Linked DNA regions of Homo sapiens: region 1 is linked to region 2. The links are chromatin contacts, found by Hi-C or POLR2A ChIA-PET in ENCODE. All regions are on one chromosome and are shown on one strand. The core of a region is the stretch at or near the end of the contact, and the rest is flanking DNA. Distances in the headings are between cores, read along the strand shown.

Region 1 (2,700 bases), core at 200-2,699, 260 kb before region 2:
TGTGAAATGAGGTTTGTCTTCAAAACCACCCACTCTTTTGATATCCTTTGTTGGTCTCTCAACACTTCCTTCCCTCACTCCATCCACATCAGACTATTTCCAGGGATTGCCATGGGCAGCCTTCACTGTTCTTTGTGGGAATTATTTTCCTGTCTCTGTGCATTGCTGGCTTGCAATTCCAGCCCTGGCTGGTCAGGAATACTCCAGTCACCCCCTGACTTTGTGCATCTTTGTTATACAATAGAAAACATTTCCATGTGGGGATTCTGGGAGAATAACTGAGAAGCATGCTGCTTTCCAGCCCCGTAGCTAACGAGAGGTCTGTTCTGCCAAAGTGTGGCACTGGCCCAGCCCCACCCTTGACCAACACAGCAGATTCTCCTAAGTCCCCAGGATCATCTCTGTAAAAGCCCTGAGGATTTTCTCAGACTAGGGCTGAGGCCATTCTGCTCTTCCAAGATTTGCTGCAAACCACAGAAACATCTCCAGGGTGATGGTGAGGGTGTCATGCATGTGACACCTGCCATTCTCCTCAGCTTTTCCTCTGTACTTGGTGGACCTCTGTGAATGAGTCACAGATGAGAACAGCTGAGGTGGGGCCGGGATAGACAGTGGAGCCTTGGGGCAAGGGTGATGGCAGCTGGCAGGCATGCATCATCAGAGAAGCCAGACAGGGCAGCAAGGTCCGGGCACCCAGACACCCACAGCGCACATGTCTCAATTCACTAAATGAAGTGGAAGCCCCTGAAGGTAGGACCCACCCTACCCTCAAGATGCAAACTCTGCTCACCCTCTGGGTATCCACTAAGACTGATTATTTGTCTAGGCATAGAGACAAATGGGAAACACCTGGCACCAATTATGTGTGGAGCACTCGAAAATCCTTTTTAACCTCGGATGCACTTACAGCACTCATGGCCTTGGTTTCCATCTGAATGATCCGGGCAGAGTCTCACACCAAGCTTCCAAAACCCTTTTAAGAATTTCCGAACCAAGAGACTTGGTGAAATCCATGAATGAGGAAGTCTTGTGGTACAGGAAGCATGGTCCAGGTCAGCCCCTACCCTACCCACCTGGCCTCTTCCAATCCATCACCCACCCAGGCACAGAGGAGCAACATTCTCAAATGGGGCTGAGATTAGGCTGCATGGCCCCTAATCGTCCAACTGCTAAAGTCTAGGCACAGACTCGTTGGGACCCCTCATCTCACCCTCCAATGATTACCATATAGTCATGGAGAGAGGCGAAGGCACAGACAATCCAAGGCCTTCCAGATTTCCCTGTGGGTCTGAGCAACCAGGCTCATCTTCCTAATGGTGTTTCACTTTGGGCTACTGTCAAAATTAGTTTGCAACCCCAAACTCACAATAAGTGGGTGGTGGAGGAAGCCAACCATAGTGTCCTTGGGGCTGGAGAAAGGGAAGCAAGCTCGGATCACACTTTTGCTACGTGAATCACCTAACCACAGATAACAGGGTGACAGGAAGTCAATGATTTGTATCATCTCCCCCTTTGACTCTTGAGATAAAAAGACCTAACCCAAACTTCAGAGAGTCACTGGCAATGGAGGCTAAGACACTGCAGATGTGGGGAATAAAAGCCCAGTGTGGCGATTCCCTGAGTTCCTTGAATAGTCTTTCCAACTAATTAATCTTCTTGTTCACATGTTCAGAGGGTGAGTGTGTGACCTGGAACACAGGTCATAGGAGCAGCTTATGAACAGATGTGTGCACGCATGCACGCGCACACACACACACACACACACACACACTCTCTCTCTCTCTCTCTCTGGAAGGTGACTAATGAGAGGATACCAAAACAACCCTTCTTTTAACAAGAAAAGCAAAAATAGTTTTAAATTGGCTTTTAAAATCTCATTTCCTAATAGAAGGATTTCTTGAATGATGATTTCCCTTGCTTGTTTCCAGATCATCTGGCCTTCTCCTGAATTCTCCAGTTGCCTGATTTGAGCCAAGTCCTGCGTGTCTGGGGTTGCAGGACAGACAACATAAACAGTACTAAAACTTATCCTCAGTGTTTCTTTCTTTTCATGTTTCTTTTTTAACAGAAAGAGGGCGATTCAAAAATTATAAAAATGGAAAAGGGTTTAAATTACTGATGCACAGAGAGGTTGTTTTTAAAATTAAGACCATTCCTGCATACTTTGCCTTTGGATGGTGTCCAGCATTTTTCAGATAAACATGCATCTGCACAAACTATCAGCGTTTCCACTTGTTTTACAAAACTGGTCACAAAGAGTATGATTTGGACAGAAGCCTGTATCCTTCTGTAACACAACAGCCCAGTCCAAAAGGTGGTTGAATGCTAAGGGTGAAAAGTGAAAACGGAAATTCAGTATCAAATCTCTTGCACCAAAGTTCCCAGGCACCATGACCACTCCCTGCCTTGTTATTTGGCAAAGAACTGGTTAAAAAAAGAAAAAAAGAAGAAGAAGAAAGCAACAATAAGACGATATACACTTTTGGGGAGTAGCTAAAATGTTTAGGGCTCTGCCTGCCTTAATACTCAACCTACCTGACCCCCTAAATCAGTTTGGTAAAAGCAAGATGACCTGATCTGATTCTGGGATCTGGGAGAAAATACACGCAGAAGGGGCTCCTATCACCAACTCTCATTATAAATATGCCACAATCCTTTTCACAGCCCTTCTCTGAGTCTTCTCCTGCCCTGATGTGTCCT
Region 2 (2,700 bases), core at 41-2,540:
CCTTCCCTTCCCTTCCCTTTCTTCCCTTCTTCTCCTTCTTTCCTTCTCAAATATTTAGGTTAAATATGATTTAGGAGCATAATTCTATATATTTAAAAACATATTAAATTTTCCAAATATTGGTGTGACTAGAATATTAATTTCTATCAAATGAGGAAAGTGCTACAGAGAAAAATTATATCTCTAGTGTCATTCAAAGGAGAGTAATCTTGGAGGCTTAAATCTTATTTTTAACTGGAATGCATTCTTATTAAATAGTAGCAATTATAATATAAATGAAATTTTGTATTTGTTTTTCTTTTTTTAGTATTGCATCAGGACTCCCTTCACCTATCCTCATCCTTCAATTTTGTGACATAAGTCCTGTACTTACAAACCATCTTGAGTCTTTTTTCCCACGTTATGCTCAAGCTGTTTTTATGTAGCTTGTCACCAATACTTATATTCATTTGCTGACGTTTGAAAAAAAATGAGTGATGCATGTGTTTTAAAGGCATTATAGTATTGATTGTGCTCTGCAAACACAGAAATTTTTGGATAAATATTGAAAAGTGATTGACTTTAAAGTCAGCTTTTTAAAAGCTATAGATACCATGATTATCTGTAGCTTTTCTTTTCTTAAAAACCATTAAGTTATTTCATGAAACAATGTAATTGAAAACATGTGATGAACATTCCTAAATATACATATGATTTACCATAAACATTTTCTTTCCTTAAGTTGAAAAAAATTACATTTAGTATTAATGTAAAGCAATATTGAAAATAAATGTAAAATCATATTAATGTGGAAAGATGATTATATAGCCTATTTCAAGGTCTTTCACCAACATAGTTTGTTATGTTTATTTTTTTAATTAAATATATTTTTTTAATAGAGACGGGGTCTCACTATGGTGCTCCTGGGCACAACTGATCCTCCTGCCTTGGCCTCCCAAAGTGTTGGAGTTACAGGCGTGGGCCATTGCGCCCAGCCTGTATTATTAAAATGAAATGATTTTTGAAATGCAGTACATAAAGCATTACTTTTGACAATAATCATGAAGTTAATTAAATGCTGCTTACCTCCTGTCCATCAAAAGTCTGTGTGAGAGATGAGCATTTTTCAGCACTTCCACTTCTGTCGAAGGGATATCTTTGAGTTGCTTCTGTTAAAATAGCTCTTTCTGGAAACAGTGTATTTAAGAAATGTTGTATTTTGTTTTAGACTCTTTTGTTGCTTTAAAAAGTAGTTTCCAGTGTAACGCTTGGCGTCGGAGTTGGTGCTGGGCTGACTTTAATTGCTGCTTTGTCTCTTTCAGGAAGTGCTCTCTGAAATAGGCTTTTTCACCTTATGACTTTACCCTGGATGTGGTTTTTCTCTTTCACAAATGATTTGTTTATGAAGTCACACTTAGCATAAGCTCCCCTTGAAATGATGGCATATATTTAAGATAATTATATACAAAGGATAAAGTTTCTTCAGTTTGTGTACTTTGATGCTTGAAGTCTGCATCATCTATGGAAAGAGAAGATTTGATATTGAGTAAAAGGGGGTTTAAAGTCTAGCTTCTTTGCTTTATAAGCTATGTGACTTTGTCTAGTTACCTACCCACTCTGACTAACCCTTTGTTCCTACTTCATTTCTGTACAGTTGAAATAGAGATAATACTATATCCAGTAGGATTGTAGGGGCCCTAAACCAGAAAGATCCCAAGTGCTTAATAGTACCTGGCACTTAGTAGGTACTCCTAAATGGAGTCTCACTTTTTACTACCAAGTTATTAAAAATCATAGAATATCCACATTTCCACTTTTTACTATTTAAACATTTCTAAATGCTTAAAAGTAGGATCCTTGATTAATTGCTTCTGCTTTGCCACATACATTTATCCACTTTAGTTTGCTGTATTTTGTAAGTCTGCTTTTCTAGTGCGTGGAAGTCTAGAAATAATTTCTTTTGCATAAAAATTTCTGCAAATCTTAGCAGAAAGGACTCTGAAGTCTTTAGTGGACTGATTTACATATTAAGAGTGTTTTCACCTAAGAAGGGAAATGAAACCAGCAGAAAGGGAAGTGAGCAACGAATCGCTGCCTGCCTTGTTAGGTTAATTTTGTTTTACTTTCTCATTTCTTAAAAAAAATTATCTCTCATTTGCTTATCCTAAAATTTTAATTATCTTTATGTTTGGTTATGCATGGTTTGTCAACTTTTTAAAGGGTTCATGAACTTAAATGTATTTGTTTTTTTGAATTTTAGACAGTTTGGGGTCCATCCTTTTTTTTTTTTTTCTCAGACAAAACCATAGTAAATCTGTGGCTTAGAAAAGTTACTTAAATCCTTGCCTTTGGTGATAAAATACTTTTGATTGTTACAACCTGCCAGAATGATGGGTTTTAGAAGTGTTGGAGACAACCATAGCAACTATTTCTTGTGTGGATGAAGAAATTGAAGGCCAGTTACTTGCTTAAGAACTCAAGGTAAAGCCAGGTCCAGTTTCTCCCGCTGTAATAACTTCTTATGAGGTAATTATATTGATCTGTCCACTAGATAGGACTTCTTATGGCTGAATCACATTCATCAGTTTTTTATATGTGATGTTATATTTCATTCATCACACAGGAGTTTGATGTTTCAGCTGGACAGAAATCTGCCTGCATGCAGACCTAATCTGTCCTTTGCCTTATTCACATAGCTTAGGACTTTTCTAAAATTAAGTA

What was found. Hi-C counts contacts between places; a loop is a spot of excess contacts on that map. ChIA-PET counts read pairs that join two places held with the same protein, here RNA polymerase II (POLR2A). Pooled maps may share reads with other maps.
Region 1: a map of naive thymus-derived CD4-positive, alpha-beta T cell shows a loop between it and region 2 (2.2-fold over the local background). The contact joins the enhancer-like site here to the promoter of GPR18 in region 2. A Hi-C loop is called at or near these places in 1 of 168 maps with a recorded cell type or tissue (naive thymus-derived CD4-positive, alpha-beta T cell) and 5 of 50 pooled maps. POLR2A ChIA-PET finds 5 or more read pairs at or near these places in 1 of 52 experiments (activated CD4-positive, alpha-beta T cell).

Annotation. Positions count from the first base shown.
Region 1 is chr13:98,997,547-99,000,246 of GRCh38, forward strand. It overlaps a transcript of DOCK9 not described here. Among named protein-coding and RNA genes, the nearest start is that of DOCK9, 21 kb to the left of the region's middle. Within about 2 kb of position 1,450, at least 4 of the 41 ENCODE cell types and tissues checked have a DNase peak (open chromatin) inside an H3K27ac peak, as active enhancers do.
Region 2 is chr13:99,257,089-99,259,788 of GRCh38, forward strand. It overlaps GPR18 (G protein-coupled receptor 18), which reads right to left and starts at 1,291. Exons shown (of 2, transcript NM_001098200.2): 1 at 1,066-1,291. All of the region lies in intron 4 of UBAC2 (UBA domain containing 2), which reads left to right. LOC124903198 (a long non-coding RNA gene) reads right to left here. Exons shown (of 3, transcript XR_007063846.1): 3 at 1,351-1,498.